Regions from separate parts of the Homo sapiens genome. Here region 1 is linked to region 2. A link is an interaction called in ENCODE POLR2A ChIA-PET data of the cell type or tissue named here. Cell type or tissue: MCF 10A. All regions are shown on one strand. Each heading gives the region's core, and the rest is flanking DNA. Links, peaks and the distances in the headings are about the cores only. Region 1 overlaps ARHGAP15 (Rho GTPase activating protein 15). Region 2 overlaps ARHGAP15 (Rho GTPase activating protein 15).

Region 1 (5,227 bases), core at 228-5,227, 320 kb after region 2:
CTGTATCTTATTTCTGGTCATTTCTTCTCCTCTTCTATATCCTACCCATATTCTTTTTAACTAAACTGTTTCCTCATACATTTTTCCACTGTTCTCTACCTTTCCTCCCAATATTCATCATCCTCTGCAGATTCTTTCTCTTGTCTGTACTCTGAAAACTCACTTCACATTCAAAACATTGTTGCCTACATCATCTGTCCACACATTTATTCATGAAACAAATACAGGTTGAGTACTTACTGTGTGGTAGATGCTGAGCTGGAAATGAAGACACTTTTACCAGGAAAGCAATAAAGCTCTAGGATCTGGAAGCTTCCCTTCCCATGTCTGGGAGTGTTCACATCCCTCAATCTCATTCTTAATCCCCATTTTCTGGCTCTATATCCTTCCACTTCTAACAGGAATTTGTAAACCAGCCTATTTTTAACAGGCATTAAGTCAGTCCTTCCATTGGACTAAGTAAACCCCTTCTCTTCTTTCTCATTTCAAAGAGACAACAAGTAGAACACGTTGGGACAGAACCGCTGTAAGGGGTGGGCAAGACATAGGTTGGTTCTCTGGCACTGAAAACACCTCTTTTCCTGCTCTCCATGAACTGATGGTCAATAGACGCCTCTTCATAGTCTTCCCTATATCAATTTTGTACATTCATTTCTTTACTTCATTTATTGATTTTCATTTACCTCCCATAGAGTTTGTGATACGAAAAGATAAAGAAATCACTCCAAATGAACTTTTGTCTAATTAATCTGTGTATATGTTGTTGGGCATTAAAACAGATTAAATTTGCTTACATAGTGAAAAGGCATGTAAAGTGATATGTTATCTAAATCAGAATTTTTTTCCATCTGGACACTTCATAGCAATCATTTCACATCTCAGAAAGATTCCATTCTCAAACACATCTCTTCTTTGATAACAGCACAACTCTGCCCTTGCAACTCTGCCCTCTTGGCTTCCTGCTCACCCATCTTTTCCACTTTTCTTTCATTTCCAACTGCCATTCCAGAGCCACGTACTTCCCCTGGTGCTAACTTTTAAGTCAACAGAAGGGAATTCCATTCTCTCTCCTGGTGCCACATTTCCTATTTAGGGCCAGATATTCCCCACAGAGATATTGAGGCATTTTACTGCTAGTTTACATGTCCTACTATATTTTTCTAACTAGTGGGAAAAAAGAAATAAATGTACGCCCTGCCCTCTCTGACCTCATCTTCCTTTCATATCACATTTAAAATAACCAATTCCTGGAGTGGCAAGCTCTTAAAGCAATTCATACTTCCCTGGCAATCACAGAAATGTACCCTTCATCTTGGCAGAGGAAGGCCTATTTCTTCCACCTGTTGTCACATTCTTTTTATTCTCTGCATGGGTTTCCCACACATACACCCTATAATAAGTTAGATAAGGTTAGAAGCAGGTGGCTACATAGAGAATCAAAAGAAATGTTCATTGTCATGTACGAGAAATTTCTGATCCCAAAGCACTTTTTTTTCCAAGAAATGGTAATATATAGAAAATTGGCCTGCAGTTAGTTGTATGTAGGATTGTGGATACTGGGGAGAGTGGGGGCGGGGAAGATGATGACCAGAGAGAGCGTTTTGTTCGTCATGAATGCAGCTACCTGAAAAACACTAGCTAATTAGCAGTCTGTAGCCACACAACACAGCAGTTTAGTATAAGAAGTGAACAATACTTTACCTAATTGAAACTACAGAGCAGACTTAGGTAGGCTGAATGTAATTACACAGATTGGAAGTCAGCCAGGACGCCGAGGTTAACAATCCCTTCACTCACAAAAAGCACCACGGGAACTTTAATGACCACAAGTGGTAAGGGCCGCTATCCTGCAGCCCAGCGAAAGGCCTCACCTCTCGCAACCGAGACTCCATCAGAAGAGCCTAATGGCGTCAACTAATTGCTAGAAAAAAAGACTGCCCTCTATCGACGCAGATGCACCTGTGCCGTGTGACTCATTCACCAAGCACAGTAAACACTTTTAAGTACTAGGGCGAAGGGGGATTCGAATGAATGAGGGCATCGAGGGGGTCAAGTGGTGGACAATAGGAACTGTGAAGTCTCCTCTGCCTGCCGGTCCTGTGGCCAGCACTTCTGCTGCACTAGCTTCCCTAAAAGAGGCACACGACTTCCCAAACTTCAGTGTGCTCACAAACCAAATTACCTAGCAATCTTGTTAAAAAATGCAGATTCTGGGTCGGGCACGGTGGCTCACGCCTGTAATCCCAGCACTTTTGGAGGCCGAGGCGGGCGGATCACAAGGTCAGGAGATCAAGACCATCCTGGCTAACACGGTGAAACCCCATCTCTACTAAACATACAAAAAATTAGCCAGGCGTGGTGGCGGGCGCCTGTAGTCCCAGCTACTCGGGAGGCTGAGGCAGAATGGTGTGAACCTGGGAGGTGGAGCTTGCAGTGAGCCGAGAGCCACTGCGCTCCAGCCTGGGCGACAGAGCAAGACTCCGTCTCAAAAAAAAAAAAAAAAAAATGCAGATTCTGATTCAAGAAGTCTGGGATGAGGCCTGAGATTCTGTACAGAGAACAAGCTCCCAGGTGCCACTGCTGCTGCTGGTCTGCAGACCACACTTTCAGAACAGGATCTAAAGACAAGAAACAGGAGGAGGAAAGAGGTTCTCTGTGGCCAAGAAATCAAAGTCTGGGCTAAAAGAAAGAGGACTTTAACATGGGGTTTGACACCCAGAATTATCAGGTTTGCATCATTTGTCCTAGGAACTAAATGAAGCAGAAACATGGAGTGTCCAAAATAATAATCCAATCCAAAACCCACTCTCAGAATGGCTTTTTCCATGGGGAGAAGAAAAGGTAAAGAACATGGTCTCTGAATGTGCTTTATAAATGAGGTGCCTACTCTGCAAAGTGTCCAGCTGTAGTGCTGTGGCAGGGGGATATCAGCAGTGGTCTGTCAGGACCTGCAAGAGCCAAAAGTGTCTGACTCTCAAGATGAATCAAGAGAAGACAAGATGGCAGAATGCAAATTGTCAAAGCTTAACCTATGAACAAGGATGGGAGTAATAATTTTCCTTCAAATGTTTGCAAAATAAAATCAAAGTTGCTGAAAAACGTGGACCTTTTTAAACTTTTTTTTTTTTTGGAAACGGAGTCTTGCTCTGTCGCCTAGGCTGGAGTGCAGTGGCGGGATCTTGGCTCACTGCAAGCTCCGCCTCCCGGGTTCAAGCAATTCTCCTGCCTCAGCCTCCTGAGTAGCTGGAACTACAGGCGCCCACCACTGCGCCCAGCTAATTTTTTGTATTTTAGTAGAGACAGGGTTTCACTGTATTGCGCAGGCTGTTCTCGAACTCCTGAACTCAGGCAATCCACCGGCCTCGGCCTCGGCCTCCCAAAGTGCTGGGATTACAGGCTTAAACTTATGTTATGCAAACATGGTTTACTGCTGTGCTACCTAGACTTCCATAATAAAGCCTCAGTATAGCATTAAAAACTTAATTGTTGGTTAGATTAATTTGTATTCTTTAGTTATTTCCTCAATGCTTTTTATACTAATTTCTATGTATTTTGTGACTTCTTAATGACAGAATTCACTTTAGATACTTGAAAAGAAACACACACACACACACACTCACACACACACACACGGCAAGACCCAATTAATCACTGGTTGGTGCAGTATGGTTTTCTACGTTTAGACATGCTGCAAACATGTTGTAAACTAGATAAGGCTGGAGTTTAAATATACATTTATCCTAATATATACCTCATCAGTATAGCTGTAAAAAATGCCGTTACTTGCCAACAATATATAAATTTAGGATATCCTTCAAAATTTATCATTTGAAGTGTTCAGCTACCTGAAGCTGGCAGGGCAAAGTACATATACAAGCAGAAGCACATAAGCACCAATGAATGAAGCATGCCTATGGAGTGCCTGCTCTGTGTTCCATACTATACGCAGGAAAGTGGAGAAGATAAAAGTGTGCAATCGGAAGTCTAAGGTTTTGCCTTTGCAGTGCTACTAATGTAACAGGAAGGGAACAAAACACTTAAGAAAAAACAGAACAGAGACTAATTAACTGTTAAACAGTATGTGCAGCCTGTAATTCAAATGAGAAATGGGCTGAAAGAGTTGAGAAGTCTCCAGTGAAAGGTGGAGCTGGTGAGATTTGGATGTTCCATGGAGTGGCTGGAGAAAAACCAAGAGGGAACCAGGATATAGGTGTGAGCAGCCTGTCCTGTGGCCAGAGGCAAAGGAGAAGGAGAGACCTGAGTGCAGGGTGGGGCCAGGTTATGGGTGGGGCTGGCAGAAACTTTTCTTGGAATCTGACATCTCAGGCTATAGGAAACCAAGGCAGGTTACTGAGCAGTTGAAAAATTTCTGCTTTTGTATTTAAGTACAGTCACACACCACATAATGACACATCCATCAATAATGGACCTTACATATGATGGTGGTCCCATGAGATTATGACACTGAATTTTTGCTGTATCTTTTCTATATTTCAATACACAAATACCACTGTGTTAAAACTGCCTGCAGTATTTAGTACAGTAACATGCTGTGCAGGTTTATAGCCTAGGAGCACTAGCCTAGGTATGTAGTAGGCTATACCATCTAGGCTTGTGTAAGTACACCCTATAATGTTCACATAACTGTGAAATTGCCTGATGATGCATTTATCAGAATGTATCCCCCTCGTTAAGTGACACACTGCCATCTCAAACAACCTATCCATTGGTCCTATGTGAAATGGACTTAGGGATGGAGGGGCTGAAGGAGGAGGCTGGGGCTGAAGGAGGATGCTGGAGCAAAGCCGGAAAGCCAACAGTTCTCTTAACGTGACTACGGAGCAATTGTTTTGGTGTTGGCTGTGGAGCTCATTGGGAAGAGAGGAATTCCTAGGGCAGCTTTGAAGTAGGTCAGGAGTATTCGCTGGTATTTTTGATATGAATCTCCACAAAGGACTGGAAAGAGTCCCAGACAGTGCCACAGGGTGCAATCTATAGATTAAAGAGAGTGGTGGTGCCACTGATAAAACCAGGTCATCTGTGTACTCTTACTGAGCACCTACTGTATGCCAGGCACTGTTCTAGGAGCTTATCACACATCGGTCAACTTAACAAAAACCATCCTTGCCCTCATGCAGGTTAAAAGGGGGAGTCAGTTACAGCCTTTTGCGTAGGAATGACATGAACTGACTTCCGTTTTAAAGGATCACTGTGTTGATAGTACATT
Region 2 (5,507 bases), core at 255-5,254:
TTATTAAAAAATTGCTAAATCTCTTAGATTCTAAAGGAAGAGAATATAAAGTTGATGTATTAGAGATACTGTGTGGAAACAATTAATATGTTAAAATATTGGCAAAAAAAAACGAAGAAGAAATAAAATATAACCCTAGCATTTTTACTTGCAGTCTTCTCATTTTTGCTTAACTTTTTTCATAAATAGCAATTTAACAAAACCTAACACTTTAATGTGACAAAACCAAACACTTTAAGAAAAACTGAGCTCTACAGTGTACTATACCTGATAAGGTGCTGGATGTCACCAACATCATTAATTTCCACTGAGCTGAAATTTCTCTAACATGCAGGTCTATCTCACAATGTTTCATCTTCATTTAGAATATTTGGAGTAGTCCTCTTTAATTATTTGAAATGTATATAGATAGATTCATATCTTCAATGAATTGATTATAAAAATTCTCAAAGAAAGCAAGAAATTATTTTTCTGAGTAACTGGATGAAATCTGTAACCTGAGTGTAGACTCTCATCATTAACTCCTCTCTGCCTTGAAATGTTTTCTTTCTGCTTTTACTGAACTCTTAAATCTGCTTTTTAAAAGTTTCACTATTGTACAAAAGTCCCATAACTATGAGTCATCTTTATTTCATCCTCCCACTTAGCAAATGTAAGAGCAAGAATCAGATTTCATACTCCTCAGCCTAAGCAGTTAGACTCCAAGGTGGACTCAAGAGGTGCTGGGGAAGGCAATTCTGTTTTGTGATTTAGGCAAAGTTAATGTACCACCTCAGTTATGGGTTAAATGTCAATTGCCATAAACTCTAAGAGAATTAAAGTTTCCTAGAATTTTGTATCCTCTACCATTGCTTAAACTCAGCAGCCCAGCTGGGGTTTTGGAAGCTTTCAGCTTTGAGCTTTTGTAGTTGCTAACTCCGCTTGTTGTAAATGCAAACCTGTATTTCCATCTGCAGTGTTGTTGATTTCCTCCAGAAAACACTGAGGCACACTCAGTTCATAGGCACAGATGACTGGGTTAAGAGCTTCCTCCAAGCATAATGCTGTATATGATTGAATGTAAACGACCAACTCTGATCATCACCCACACAGTGGAATGGAAATAAGAGTTGCCGAATGATCCTGAATTTTCTGGTTCATAAACAAACAGAAAATAACAAACCTAATATATTGAGTTTTATGTGCAGTTTGGCCATGAAACAAACTTTCTTCCCCTTGCAATGTTTAATGAGAAGCATCCCTCTCATTGCACTTTCACTTTAGATTTAAACTTCCCTATCTCAAATAATCAATTGTTTATAATAAATGAAAAAAATCCTCATTTTTTTTTTTGAAATGGTTTCTGGCATCTAATTACGGAGGATTTTTGACCTGGCTAGACAGATAATGTTAACACAGCTTCAATACTAAACAAGCCTGAACATGTGTGTGCTTGACTTTTATTAAACTCCTACTGAAGAAACAGATTAATTGGAGGCTGATTCACTGGTGAACAGGCGTTAAAGACAGAAGGACCTTCTCACATTTTGTTCTGTTATCCAGGCTTATGCCATCTCAGGTTGGCAAGGAGATCCCAACTGTAGTGTTTTGAAATATAACTGAAAGAAATTGTAGAATAACAGGTGCAAAAAAAATGCAAACCACTTATAAAAAGTTGATCTCATTCCTTTCTTTTTCTGTTGCCAACTGGCCACCTGACACTTTATGGACTGAGGTACTGCCCAGATAACATTTCACATAATAATATAATGTGGAGGCTGACTATGGAGGTTTGCAGCTGTCGTAATTATCCCTTATACAATTATTACTTTTTTTTTTATCCTTTGAGACATTTTTTCTTTAGAAGAAGAGGGGTACAAGCTGTAAGTAAACCATTTCACTTAGGCTCAAAGAGCACTGAGGCAAAAAAATAAAAAAAAATGCCCTTCTTGGCAGCTTTGCTTCTATCTAAAAAAGCTGGAATTTTATTCCCTGAGGTTTCTTTTGTTGTTTAATGGTTTATGTTCCATAAGATAAGCAAAGCAAAATAATAATAATAACGATAATGATAAAGCAACAAGGAACTAAGTTGCTGGTGAGTTGGAAAAGGGCCTTGTAATGTATTTGTGGAGAACATTACGATTTACAGGGTTTTCCCACGTATTATCTCATTCATAATATCTCTGTGAAATAGGTGCCACCAGATTTTTACAGCTGGGAAAAAAGCCTCTTAAAAAGGTTAAGAGACTTCCTACAGTCGTTCACAGAGTAAGTTAGGCAACCAGAACTCCAACCCAGACCATCTGACTCCGGGTCTGCCTAGGGCTTTTCTAGGAATGTGCCCCTCTGGAAAGCCCCTCAAGCCTTCTGGATCTGATCCTTTTCCTCTATCAGATAAGGACATTGGTGGGAAGATGATCTTGAAATCTCCTTCCAACTTCAAAATGTGATGTTGAAATGTGATTATAAACTACTACAATTATAAAAATAAGCAACAGATTAGTCAACAAATATCTGTTGCAATTTGACTCCAGGCAAGGGTGATCTGTTCAGATCCTCAAAGTCACATCAGCACACACCCAAGTCTAGTTCATATCACTAGGTGGTTCTGTGAACTGGTTGTTTTTTGACAAAGCTCCATTAGTATCATCATTTTCTTCTGTGTAAATACATCTCTGCAAGCCATTAATATAAACAATGAGATGAATGTCTGAGTTTAAGGATTTCAGTGTTATATTTTTTTAAGTCTCAACTGTTAGAAATTAAATGTTACAATAGAAATTTGGGTGGGTTACAGATTTTATCATATTTTAAGGAATTTAGGCTTAAAATAAGGAGAAAATACAATTTGTTGAAAGTGAATGATTGAACTTTTAGGTGGTGGCTCTACAGGAGGAGTTTGCACTTCAAACTACTTTATTTGTAAATAGGGTAAAATTCATTTACTTTAAAGAAGCAAGAAAGAAGAGTTATCTAGTTGTTTGTTTACTGAGACCCTGTATCTTTTCACCAGAGTTTTGAGGTAGTCTATAACTTACATTTTTGTAATTAAGTGCCCTGAGATCACCTGGTGAATTATGAGCTATCACATAAAAATATGCAAGTGCCATGCAAATCCTCATATCCATTCACTTCAAGGTAGGATACACATGCAAAATTGAAATGGACCTATACTAGATATACAGATAACCAAATACGAAGGGAGGCCTTTATTTTCAGTAATTACCTTTAGGAAATACGTTGACTGTGCTGTCTACCTTTAACTTATGGATAGGGTGTTCCGTCCTTCTTATTTAAATTTTATGCTGGATGACAAATAGTTAAGATGACATATAGTAGAGAAAATTGCAGGGTATTGTTTAGTCTCAATTCTCCCCCTATAGGGGAGTTGAGTAGACTTTTCTATATATGTTTTCAACAGCTGATTGGGGACTTATTGATTTTTGAGTACATTTCAGTGTAGAATGAAAGTCCGAGAACTCAGTGAACTTTTTCATCTCTCCACATTCCAAGCCTGGTAAAACCATTCCGCCTGCTAAATGATGTTATAAATATCAAGATTAGTTTCTTCTGAAATCACCAGCGCCAGGTGCATTCCATTTCTCATGTCATATAATATTCTGTTACCAGTGTTCACAGTTTAAGATTTAAAGAATGTGTAGACAAAAAAAAGAGTAAGGACACATAAATGTGACAACTATTTACATATCCTATATAAGATATGCTGGAAAGCAGGATTAATAATTTCTTTTTAGTTTTGTCTTTGTTTTGTTTAGGTGGGGTAGGATGAATGGAGGTAGAAATAAATATTTATAAATTAGCTATTATCTCTATCATAAATAGATAGAAAAATTTAAATATATTACTTGCAAAACCAATGTTATTGTATTTTGTTAGCTGCACTTCCAATGCATAAAAATCTCAGCACTCAAGATGTCCCCATAAAATCTTTCACTAAACCTTTGTTTTAAAGTATTTGAAAGGACATCATTCCATGTGGGAATATTACATACAGCCACTGATTCAACAGTAACTGAGAACTTATGTACAAAACATTCTTTACATATTGACAAATATTTCTAAAAAATGAATTGGTATTTTTTGTTGTTGAGTGTTTCATGAGTGACCTTTACCTCTGTAGACATATGCAGTTTTCAGTTTTTTGGGTGAGACTTTCAAAATATTTTTTTAGAGTGTTCAATGTTAGCAGTGACATTTTTACAGTGATTTCAGAGCCTTGTAGTTTAGAATATTCTATTTGCTTTATTTCTAATTACTTATACCATCCTCGTTTTAAATCCTGTGCAGATGTAATTGACAGTGATGATATACAATATGTATGAAATGAGCTTTTTCCTATCGGTGGTGTGTGTCATGCAAGACTCCATTGCAATATTTACAGTTAAACTAAACTTTTTAGAACGAGCAAAATTGCATTTGTTTTGCAGATTTGCTCATCATTAAATGTGAAACATTTCACATTTGTCTTTTTGAGTAATTGGCTTTTTAAAATGATAAGGTGCTCTGAACACTTGTTATGTGGATAGGTCTGACGTTGTATCCCAGAAATCCATATGCCATACAGACAGAACAGAAGAAAGATATTCACAAGCATGTCACAGATTGGACTAAAGCAAGCCAAAAACCCAAGTGCCATGGCATTAACAATAGCACCAGATTTACTGTCACGATCACAATCTGTGCTGCATCACAGACAGAAGGAGAACTTTTGATAGGTAACACCTCAGTGTTTTTTTAATCTTTTTGGCAAATTATCATTTATCATTATATTTTTGCCTGCCATATAATATTATTACAATGATATAAAAAATGCAGGATACGTTTATTAAGCCCCAACAAAAGAACTGACTTATTCAGTCAGGCCATGTAGGATTAAAGAGAGAATGAGAGGCACAGATATTCTGTTGTTTTATTACAGATCAAACTAAAGTTGGAAAAATAGACAACAGCAAAGGTACTAGGGAAGATTTAGCTTCTTCTGAGTTCGCAAAAGGAAATGGCTTATTAGTGACAGAGAAAACAAAAGAATTAACCTGCTTGGGAACTTGAAAACTCTGATGTTTCCAAAATATGTGGTTCCCCAGGATAAAAACTCACAGCTAATTTTATTTTCTAAATTGGAAGGGGGGGTGGGTGGGGACTATTTTGAGATGTGAAACTGTCCAATCCTTTCTGCTCTGTGTGCGTTTCCCCATGATGCAGATATGAAGAGACCACAATTCACAGGATGTCCCAATAGGTACTAAAAAAAGATTTACAAAATCACAGCTTGAGAAAGAGCCTCATGTTGGGCTGATTGAAGGAAAAACCCCAGAAACACTGCACAGAGATTCCTGGCATCTAATAGAGTAGAGAAACATCAGTCGATTGTTTTTCTTAATTGAAGGTCACTTTGGGACTTCGATGAAAATTTTTTTTCACCTGTTAGCTGTCTACCTGGCTAAGGACATTTCTAGAGGACAACCTATATTTTTCTTATAGAAGAATATATTCTTAAGTCATCTGGT

The links. ChIA-PET counts read pairs that join two places held together with the same protein. Peaks named below come from ENCODE experiments on the same cell type or tissue, not always from the same donor. Only the 100,000 strongest peaks of a DNase experiment are listed, where the experiment ranks them.
Region 1: POLR2A ChIA-PET joins it to region 2 with 5 read pairs; 2 of 35 experiments call an interaction of 5 or more read pairs at or near these places.

Annotation. Positions count from the first base shown.
Region 1 is chr2:143,718,575-143,723,801 of GRCh38, forward strand. All of the region lies in intron 13 of ARHGAP15 (Rho GTPase activating protein 15), which reads left to right. All of the region lies in intron 4 of ARHGAP15-AS1 (ARHGAP15 antisense RNA 1), which reads right to left. Among named protein-coding and RNA genes, the nearest start is that of ARHGAP15-AS1, 55 kb to the right of the region's middle. In MCF 10A, for the core only: no CTCF peak of the experiment used is centred there; no DNase peak of the experiment used is centred there.
Region 2 is chr2:143,397,456-143,402,962 of GRCh38, forward strand. All of the region lies in intron 6 of ARHGAP15 (Rho GTPase activating protein 15), which reads left to right. Among named protein-coding and RNA genes, the nearest start is that of ARHGAP15, 270 kb to the left of the region's middle. In MCF 10A, for the core only: no CTCF peak of the experiment used is centred there; DNase peaks (open chromatin) are centred at 666, 1,466 and 2,486.